Regions from separate parts of the Homo sapiens genome. Here region 2 is linked to region 1. The links are chromatin loops, found by intact Hi-C in ENCODE. Cell type or tissue: GM12878. All regions are shown on one strand. Each heading gives the region's core, and the rest is flanking DNA. Links, peaks and the distances in the headings are about the cores only. Region 1 overlaps PUDP (pseudouridine 5'-phosphatase). Region 2 overlaps PUDP (pseudouridine 5'-phosphatase).

What was found. Peaks named below come from ENCODE experiments on the same cell type or tissue, not always from the same donor. Only the 100,000 strongest peaks of a DNase experiment are listed, where the experiment ranks them.
Region 2: it touches region 1 in a loop (5-fold over the local background); 3 of 110 quality-filtered maps call a loop at or near these places.

The regions. Positions count from the first base shown.
Region 1 is chrX:7,057,008-7,062,388 of GRCh38, reverse strand. The region is part of intron 3 of PUDP (pseudouridine 5'-phosphatase); the gene reads left to right. Among named protein-coding and RNA genes, the nearest start is that of STS, 88 kb to the left of the region's middle. RefSeq lists enhancers at 3,065-3,214, 4,019-4,519. In GM12878, for the core only: no CTCF peak of the experiment used is centred there; a DNase peak (open chromatin) is centred at 2,968; H3K4me3 peaks cover 949 bases; H3K27ac peaks cover 1,106 bases.
Region 2 is chrX:7,112,270-7,117,650 of GRCh38, reverse strand. All of the region lies in intron 1 of PUDP (pseudouridine 5'-phosphatase), which reads left to right. Among named protein-coding and RNA genes, the nearest start is that of STS, 33 kb to the left of the region's middle. RefSeq lists enhancers at 796-1,295, 1,512-1,621, 1,296-1,797. In GM12878, for the core only: no CTCF peak of the experiment used is centred there; a DNase peak (open chromatin) is centred at 1,950; H3K4me3 peaks cover 344 bases; H3K27ac peaks cover 4,081 bases.

The DNA of each region.
Region 1 (5,381 bases), core at 209-5,208:
CTTCCCTAAACCCACTCCTTCAAATCCACCTTCCAAATCCTGGTGAATGGACTGCTGTCCCTGCTCCAGAGGACTGTGTGCCTCAAACAGGGCTCCCCACAGTGGGCCTGTATTAGCAGGGATTCCCCAGTGCATGTTTCCTGCCTTGGAGACCATGAACTCCAGGGAGGCTGGAGAGCTGTCTGCTCTGCTTTCTGTCTTCTGCCTGCCCAAGACAGTACTTTATGTAGGTGTTAATTTCCTAAAAATATGTCTAACATGCTTGAATTGCTGATAGCTATTGATTAAAGCCCAGCTTCTAATATAAATATGCATTTCTGATGAATCTCACAAAAAAACAGGAAGAAACAAATGCCATTAATTTGCAGTTTATCAATATCCTGGCTAGTAATTGAGATATTTAGTGGCATAGTCACTAGAATATAAGGTGCTAGTCCCAGTCCCAACACGAGCTTGAGTAATTTTAAACTTCATAGTGAATTTTTTGTAACGTCTACAGAATGGATCACCATTATCATAATAATAGCTGATAGCGACGGAGCATGTCCCATCTGCCAAGCACTGGATATCATTGATTCATTCATTTATAAAATTTGAAGTTGGTGGGAGGGCATATTTAAAGACTGCTACCTGGAATAGTGTTATTTGTCAGAGATTCATTTGTTTGTTCTCCACATTCTTCAATATATGAATTATTCCATGCAATTGAACAGCTCCCCAAGTACGTCATAGTTATGAAATGTTGTGTGTTGACTTTGGAAGGTTACAGTTCATTTGTGATCTTCCAGGCAGCGGGGGTGGGGGTGGGGGGATTCTTCTCTGTAGTGAAAGTGTTTTTCTCTGAAATCTTCAGCTACTTTCCTACTCTGTGAAGCCTTCTTCTCCTGGGTCAGTGGGACCCTTCCTTGAGAGTGGTTTCAGTAGGTTCTCCAAAAACTGTTCAACTGAGTAAAATTGAATAGAATAGTCCATGCATTTTGTCCCAAGGTATAAAAATTGGCTTTGGGGAGGTGAAAATGAAACCTTACTTTTTTTTAATGTATCAAGCACCAATACACATACAGAAAAATATAGTGTATCTGTGTTATTATAACATGTTATGGGGATAGACTGTTGGGGAAAAATAACTGGAAAAGCTTTTTTGGGGGTGATCATGAATGAAATGGTTGAGAAACACTGAGTTAGTCATACACAGTATCAGACAAGTACTGTGTCAGTAGCCCCAGTAATTTCCACCCTCAGGCCAGGCCCCACATCCAGCACATTCTCGCTCTTCTCTAGCCCCCACAGCCAGGTCAGTCTTCTAGCCCAGGCTCCATCAGCATCTCAGGTTAGAGAAAGGAAGGCAAGATGCCTTCCACCTCTGTTTTCCAGGATTGAGAATATGCTCACGCCCCTCTCTATCTAAAGGAAAGGAGAGAGGGATGGACCAGGCCCTGTGTTGCCCTCACAGGTGCCCTGGGCGCCATTTTGTCATGAGTGGTCAGCAGAGCCCATTGCCGAGGGGCCTAGGGAGGGTGCCCTCACAGAGCTGGTCCCTTCAGTTCTGAATTAAGCAGTAGCCTCAATGCCATGTAAGCAACCATTCCTGCAAGAGGATAGGCATTTAAGGTGAAATCTGCCTCATCTGTCGTTATTTACAGGTAAGATTCAGAATAGTTCAAGAAAACAAGGCAAATGAATTGCATTTGCATTGACGTGAGTCATGCCACATTCAGCTACTCTTTGTGAAAACGTCCCCAAAATAGATTCCTCGGAGTGCTGCTTTGCGGGACCTTCATCGATTTGCTCTGAAGATAGGTGTCCATGCCTGAGAGGCCTCAGTGAGGTTTCAACTACACAGTTATCCATGGCAGCACTTCTGGAAACATTTCTGTGCTAATTGTACATGGCAGGTCCCCAGTTCCTCATTTAATGGGAGGAATCTCCTTTTTCTGGAAAATTTCTCTGGACTGCTGTGTCACAGAACATTCTAGAAACCCCTTACCTCATGAACATTCTACTACTAGACAATTTAGAATTGAACGTTAATATGGGCATGGGAGGCCAGTGAAAACAACATAAGCCTCACCTGGTACTGCAACACATCTTTGTTTGGGAAACACTGACTTTGCAACCACAGCTATAAACACCGGCTTTTATTTCAGGAGTCAGCAGTTACTATATTTGCAGGAAGGAGAACTGAGGGCATCCCTGTGAAAACCAGAAAATAAATCCATCCTGAAGGGCATTGGCTTTGTAGGCCTCTCATCCCCTGTTGAGTAGGTTGCTGGGCCATGCACAACGGGTGTCAGTATGGAAAGGACCAAGGAGAGGACCGAAGAGAGGCCTCTGCATTGCCAGCTGCCACGTGCTCACCACACAGACAGCTCATTGGCTCATCCACCAGCTCATTTAATCACGAAGTCTTTTAATCCCCTCCAGGTCCAATGAATTCCTTAGGCTTTTTTCTCTGTGTTTATCAGTTCCCATTATAAATGGCAGCTTCTTCTACATGGCACATTTGGAGATGACATGGAAAAATCACTCACACAGGCCAGCAAAGGCACTCTCTTTATGCTGTGATAATCCTGTTTGGGGAAGCCCCCTCTGTAGCTTCTCTCAAAAGCAGGCAAACATCGCTGTGCTTTTGCTGTCCTGACAATGTGTGGAGTCATATTATACAGCAAGCATACCACAAGCAAGTCACATCTAAGGCACCTAAATGTGGTTTTTCCATAACGAAAGTGCTGTTGAAAATAAACACAACTTGCTGCTCTACAGGTTAGAGCATTTTAATCCCGTACATGGCTAATCTTCCCGAGTCTGTCTGAAGTCATAATGTCCCTCTAAACACACAAAACCGATAGGGGCCTCCCGTCACACTTGCGGATCATGAGTCTCATGCAGAAGGCTACGTAAGATGAATTGATTTCACATGTTTTACTCAGAGGATGTGGAAAAAGAAAATGATTCTAGTGACCATCTAGAAACTTGCGGTTTGTTTTTGACTTTAAGACAGTCAGCACCTTTCAGGGCCTTGCTGGGTTTTCACTGGTTTCTGACAGATTGGTGGACGCGGCATCTGTACCATTAAAAGAGGAAATCAGGAAGGTTTTTTGAGCTGTCTTGAAGTCTTTTGCTCACCACTTAATTTACATACATACACTTTAATATGCATGCTAAGAGTGCCCGTAATGTACTTTTATTGAGTAAAATGACACAGAGAGAATTCGTTAGGAAGCTTTCCTGCCCACCCCCCAACCAAGTCGTTAAATAACTTTTTCAAAGGCTGTTCTCTATAGGAGAAGGAATCAATTTAGGGGTGTAGTTCATTCATTTACCTAGCTTGTAACTCTAAAGGGTTTTGTTATAAACATGTTTATATCAATAATGGTTTTATAGTTTGATTTTCAGAGCACTATCGATTCAGTAAAACAGTAGCTCTGCGGTGCACAAGGGATACTGACCTCCACCTCAGCACTATTACTTAGAGGAATGCAGCACCATATGTAGCTTACTAGTAGGTAGGTGGATGTTTGGATGAAGGAAGGGAGAGCAGGAGGAAGGGAGGGATGGATAGATTGATAAATAGGGATGGATGGACAGATGGATGGATTGATGAATAATATAAACAAAAGTACTAATTAATAACAAAATACACACATACCTCAGCAGTCATTTTGACAGCAGTACTTAAAAGTTTCATGTTTAAACAAACATCTAATAGTGTATATGTATCCAACATGACAACATTGTGGTACTTATTTACAGATCACTGTCTGACAAGGAACATGAAGTCAAACAGAACTTAAACCTTAGATATGAGCACTGCCAATCAAAATTAAAAACAAAGTTTAAGGCCCCCTTGAAGTTTTGATGTCTCACCATGTGAAAATTGAACTTCATATTACAAAATTAATGCATAGGAAAAAACCTCCTATGAAAAAGCCTGGTTTTGGTGATGAGATTCAGATCATACATGGCTTTATAATTGATGAATAGTTGTGAGCAGCTGCTGTACTTTCTGTGCTTCCATGTAATTCCAGGACCGCTTCTGGGAGCCCTGAAAGTACCCTTCAGTGACTTCCTTCCAAATGTTGTATTTCACTAAGCAAAAGGGAAAGCTTTATTCCTTAGAGATGATATAGTAATATTTGGAAAGCTCACTAGTTCCAATGAAGCACATAATTTAAAACAGACACATCATAGTTTAAAAGGTAAAATCGGTTACGAAATGTGATCCCAAGTAGGCACGGGCAGCACTCTGCCTGTGGCCTGGAGGAGGTCCCGGTGTGCAGGATTGGAAAGGGGCTGGCTCCTTCCCTGCTGTGACTGTTCTGTCTGCTTCCCGATGGGACGTGCTGTTGATCCCAGCTGCTGAGAAGAAATGGTGGGCAAGTGCCACGGGGACAGGATTTGCAGCAGGGAGGAGCCAAAGGTGGAAGCATCACCGGGAAGTGAGACCTGGGGAGGAACACGAGAGCATCACAAGCCGCGGGCCCTTCTCCTTCCCTCTTGAAAACCTAACCTAGCTCCTGACACTGCCTCCTACTGTGTTCCCTTCCTGCCCAAACTGTACCTAGAGCTCCATCCATAGACCTCGTCTGCTCACCGCACAGAAATGCCAGGGCTGCCGGGATCCCTTCTCAGCGCTCCTCCTTCTGTGTAATCAACTGCTTCTCTGCTCTGATGACACCTGACCGCACCTCCAGCTCACAGCCACAGTGCATGGAGACCCCGAGCCTTCTACTTGGGTGTCCCACGATGGCCTCAAACCCAACTTGTCACAAAAGCTACCTCTCCTTCCTGCCACCAAAATGGCGGCCCCAAGACCCACCACATCAGAAACATGAGAATCAGCTTCTCCATCAGGCTTAACATCCCAGGTATCATCCAGTTCCCTATTGCTTCTCAGTTTTTCCTCTAATCCCATCCATTTTTATTCATTGCTCTTGTGTTTGGACTGTTTCCCTCCCCCAATTCAGATGCTGAAATCCTCACCCCCAGTGTAATGCGTTAGGGGGAGACCAGGGAGCCAGAGACCACGCTGGCTCCCTGATCTCACACCGCCTGGCCCCAGACCTATGGGAAATCCCTGTCTGGGGTTTAAGCCACCCAGTCTGTGGTATTTTCTTACAGTAACCTGAAGGGACTAAGACACCCTGCTGCTGTCAGACAAAGATACTCTTATGTGCAACTTGCTAGTTATAAAATGGAACTTTTAAGCTATATGATATTTGTCTTTTAAGAAATTAAAGTACAAGGACTTTTTAAGTCCCCTGGACAGAGACCATCCCCAGGTCGCTGCTGCGCTTCAACATCGTTGGAGAAGTCAGTTCATCACCTCCAAGTGATAAGCCGCCAAGGTGCTTCACCTCCCTTGTCGTTGGAAATGTCAT
Region 2 (5,381 bases), core at 76-5,075, 55 kb before region 1:
TCGTTCTCTGCCACATGGCCAGGCAGCATATTTCCTAAACTTTTTTGCTCTACCTTCCCTTTAAATATAACTTCCAACTTTGTCATTTCTTTGCTTCTGCATCTGAGCGTAGTCTGTTAGAAGAAGCCAGGTTACACATAGCATGCTTTGCTGCTTAGAAATTTGTTCTGCTAGATAACCTAAAGGATTACCCTGAAGTTCTAACTTCCACAGAACCCTAGGGCATGAACAGAATGCAGCCAAGTTCTTTGCTAAGAAATAACATGTGTGACCTTTCCTCCAGTTCTCAGTTTCTCATTTCCATGTGAGACCTTGTTGGCCTGGACTTCACCATCCATATCACTATCAGCATTTTGATCACAACCATTTAACTGTTCTCTAGGAAGCTGCAACTTTTCTCTCATCTTCCTGTGTTCTTCTGAGCCCTCCAAACTCTTCCAACCTCTGCCTGTTACCCAATTCCAAAGTCACTTCCATATTTTCAGGTATCCTTGTAGCAACACGCCACTTCTGGTACCAATTTTCTGTATTAGGCCGTGCTTGCATTGCCTTAAAGAAATGGCTGAGTCTAGATAATTTAGAAGAACAACGGTTTAATTGGCTCACATTTCTGCAGGTTATACAGGAAGCATAGTGGCAGCTGCTTCGGGGGAGTCCTCAAGAGGCTTACAATCACGGTGGACGGGTAAGCAGGAGCAGGCATGTAACATGGCAAAAGCATGAGCCAGAGAGAGAGTTGGGGGGAGGTACCATGCACTTTTAAACCACCAGCTCTCATGTGAACTCAGAGCAAGAGCTCACTGATCACCAAGTGGAGGATGGCCCAAGCGAAGGATCTGCCCCCATGATCAGTATACCTCCCACCAAGCCCTGCCTCCAACATTGAGGGCTACAATTCAGCATGAGATTTGGGAGGGAATAAATATATAAACTCTATTACTGACCAATGCAGTTTCTCCTCATAAACACTGACCTGATGCAGGGTCTTTTTGGCGTAGAGGGGGCATGGAGATTAGTTCATTCTGATTGGTCATTACCAAAGGCTGGGCAAGGGCATGTGGTAAGGGATGCAGGAGTGCCTGTGGAATATAGAATGGTGAATGAGGCTGAGCAGGGCAGGGGTCCCAGGGCCCAGAGAGAAGTGCCTGGCCCACCATCCACCTGGGAACATGCTAGGGGTTTGCTAACGGATGGCCAAGGTGGCTGGGAAGAAACCAGGAGGCAGGCCAGGGTAGGAGGGCAGCCACACTCATCCCATGAGTCTAGTCGGCAGCCCAGGGTCCTTGGCCAGCTCAATGACTTATCTCCTTTAAGGGACTTGATTGTCTCAGGCATGCCTACAGAGTTTCCACCGCCAGCCAGAGAGCCAAAATGTTTCCCAAGCCAATCCCATGAGATGCCTCACTTCTAGTGAGCCACCCCCAGCCCCCACAACAGCCTCCAGTCAGGGCCCACCTGAAGCCTCCCTTTTCCAACTGTAAAGCTTTCCCAGCTCCCCAACCTGCATTTGAGCTTCTGCCAAAGGCAAGTGCTGGTGTCCAACTTTCTTGCTATGCAATCTCTGAATGAATAGCCTCTGCTCGTTCTCATTTGAAGAGATTTTCATTTACCTTCACACATGGACAGTTATCTTTATAACTTAACTCAGTGCCTCCTCATTTACCAGAATCTGGTCTTTTCGTGGGCTTCTCTTGTCTTCCCGCAAATGTAATAATGCCTTCCTATGACACTAGGATGCTTTGAGCAGATAGACTCTTCCAGTCCATGCAAAGAGGTGGTGTGGTTTGGCCTCACTCCTCACTGCAGGCTTAGGCCAGCTCCCCCTTGCAGCCACGTGCGTGGACGTGACTCTGGGAGTGAAGTGAAATAGCGCTGCCGACAGGATCTGGGCTCTGTGCTGTGTGCCAGGAGCATAGAGAGCAATGTGAAACAGCTGTTGCCCACAGTGACCTTTCAGAACAGTTTTTGCTGTTAGGGTTCTAGGGATTACTAAGTAAGCTTGGCTGGTTAAGAAGGTCAAAAAAAGCCCAAGGCAACCCCAGCTGTCTGAACTAGCCATTTCAGAAGGCTGAAACCTTTCTGCTGTGAAGGGCTGGATTTCCTAGCTTATGTAGTTCAAAGCTCAGTTTTTAGGATTGCTGTGCTACTTACTGACCGAAAGTTGGTTTTTGGAAATTGACCCTTATTTTCCAATATCTTTCATAAAGCTGGAAATGCTTTCACTAGAAGAAAAGGAGGATCTTATGTTAGAACATATATATATAGCGATGTAAAAGTTTCAGTAGTTACTCTCAAAAGAAGGTCACCAAGGACAACTGTGATTTCATATGTAATGATTCCAGCCTAGAAAATGTTTTTTTCTTGATTTCCATTTAAGAGAGTTGAGCCAATTAACTAATCCTTGCATATGGTATGTTCCATTAAGTTGTCAGTGTTTTTATTCCAAGATGCATGTTTCTTTAAAAGAGCTAGCTTATTAGGGCATGTCTTCATAAGCACTTTACCCTGGCCATGTCCGTGAGAATGCTGTGCATAACTTTCATTGAATTCTACATCTCATTTGATGCAGGCCTAATTAACTATTATTAACTGAGAACTCCAATTTATTGGAATCATTTGCTGCAGTTAACTTGAGAAAGAATGGGGCATGTTTAAGGGTCCTTATTTTTAAATCTCTCTTTCATTACAAACACATTAACATAAGTCTGATTTGGGGGTGACAGAAGGAAATAGGAAAATAAATGTAACTAAACCATAATGGGGTACAATATAAAGGAAAGTAAGTACTGGGATGAATATCATCATAGATTGTTTATTCTTTAATTTGTACTAATTTGTACATTTGTATATGTACAATTAAGCACTTCTTAGTTAAGATTGATATATTTTTAAAATCACAACTTTATAGAGCACAAGTCTTACATGAAAACATAATGCCAGGTCAGTGGCCCTCCACTTGAGCACACATTCAAATCACTGAGAGGGCTCTGTAAAACACACATTGCTAGGTCCCACCCCAGCTTCTGATTCTGTAGATCTGGGGTAGGGCCTGCTGTGTGGTTTGAACGTTTGTTCTCTCTGAAACTCATGTTGAAACTTAATCCCCAATGTGGCAGTATTGAGAGGTGTGGGGTCTCTAAGAGGTGTTGGGTCATGAAGGCTCTGCCCTCATGAATGGACCCTTTCGTTCATGGATTAATAGATTAGTGAGTTGTTGGATGAATGCGTTATCAAAGGAGTGGGACTGCTGGCTTTGTAAGAAGAGGAGGAGGCTGGGCACTGTGGCTCACACCTGTAATCCCAGGACTTTGGGAGGCCGAGGCAGGTGGATCATGAGGTCAGGAGTTTGGGACCAGCCTGGCCAACATAGTGAAACCCCATCTCTACTAAACCCCATCTCTACAAAAAATTAGCCAGGCATGGTGGTGTGCACTTGTAATCCCAGCTACTCGGGAGGCTGAGGCAGGAGAATTGCATGAACCTGGGATGCAGAGGTTTCAGTGAGCTGAGATCACGCCTTTGCACTCCAGCCCTGGCTACAGTGCGAGACTCCGTCTCAAAGAGAGAAAAAAGAAAAAAAGAAAAAGAGAGAGAGAGAGAGAGACCTGAGCTAGCATACTCAGCCCCCTCAAGATGTGATGCTCTGTGCTGCCTCGGGACTCCATGGAGTCCCCACCAGCAAGAAGGCCCTCCCAAAATGTGTCCCCTCGACGTTGGACTTCTCAGTCCCCATAACTGTAAGAAATGAATGTCTTCATACATTACCACGTTTTAGGCATTCTGTTAATAAGCAGCAGAAAATGGAATAAGACAGAGTCCAAGAATATGTAGTTGGACAGCATCTCACTTCATACTGATGCTGCTGGTCCGGGGACCTCATTTCGAGAATCAAGGTGTTTAGGAAACAAGCAGTAGAATATCTTAGATGAACAATACTAGTGGTGTACATTTTAAATAAATTGAACAATTACTGATTAGCTACTATGTACTGTCAAAATGGTTCAGAAAAATGACACCACCACTTCTATCAAAATGTACTGGATGTTGGGTTTTTTAATTAAAGCAACTTCACTTTAAAATGTGGTTTTACACACATTCAAAACACTGCTGACCCTCTTTCCTCAGCTGCCATTAAGGTGCTTAGCCCTTCCGAGGAAGCTAAGGCCTTGTGAAGCTGTCACTCATTGGGTGACTAGCACCCTGCCCGGTGGCACCAGCCCCGCACTCGCCCACACCATGGCCTCCATCTTTGTTTGAGCTCACTTGCATCTACTCGGCCCTCATTCTACAGTGCAGTGTGGTGACCATCACATAAGACCGTCGCCCTCATTAAAGCAGCTAGTGTAAATGGTGAAACTTTTGGGCCTGACCTGTTTGCAAGGGCCTGGCCAGTGTCAACATCGGGAGCCTTTTTGGTAGCATGGGGGCTGGTGGACCTGTACCTACAGGCAGTTCTGCCCCTGTACCATTTCCCCAGCCAGAGTCAACATTGGGAACCTCCTCTGCAGCAGCATGGGGGCTGCTGGACCTGTACCTGTAGGCAGTCCTGCCCCTCCACTGCTGCCCCAGCTGAGCAGAAGGAAGTGCAAGCAAGGAAAGAAGCATCTGAGGGATCTACTTAGGACACGGGCTTTAATCTTTTTGAAGAAACCTCTTTTGTAACATGATCAGTGAAAAGCTGAACTCTTGGCTGGGCACCGTGGCTCACACCTGTAATCCCAGCACTTTGGGAGTCCATAGTGGGAGGATCACTCCAGGCCAGGAGTTCAAGACTAGCCTGGGCAACATAGGGAGACCGTGTCTCTACAAAAAAAATTAAAAATCAGCCTGGTGTGGTGGCGCACACCTGTAGCCCCAGCTACTTGGGAGGCTGAGGCGGGAGGATCACTTGAGCCCGGGGGGTCAGGGCTGCAGTGGGATGTGATCACCCTACTATACTCAGGTGAGACCTTGTCTCAAAAAGAAAAGCTGAACTCTTAAAACGTGCACACACACAGTCAGCTAACATCTTCATAACTGTCAGATTGTGACAATTTGATTCTAACTCAAGATCAGCCTTTCTTGTAGTTTATTTTGTGTCTTTAAGGAACTAGCCTATCTAACACAAAACACTGGCTTTAAGTTTTTTCTCTTTTTTGTAATTGGGAATAAAAATTATGCTCAAGATACATCAAGATTAGTTTTGGAGAAAAAAAGCATTAAGTAGATTCAGTTGTGCAAGATGCACAAAGTGTAACTTCATAAGTAAGCGGTCACAAACTCGGGTTCATAATCCGTTACCCAAAATCTATGGAGCCAGATGTATTTAAATATAGGTTATTTTTAAAAGGTATTAGAATTCATATGTTCCATGACACAGAACGTTCTCAGGCAGCACCCGT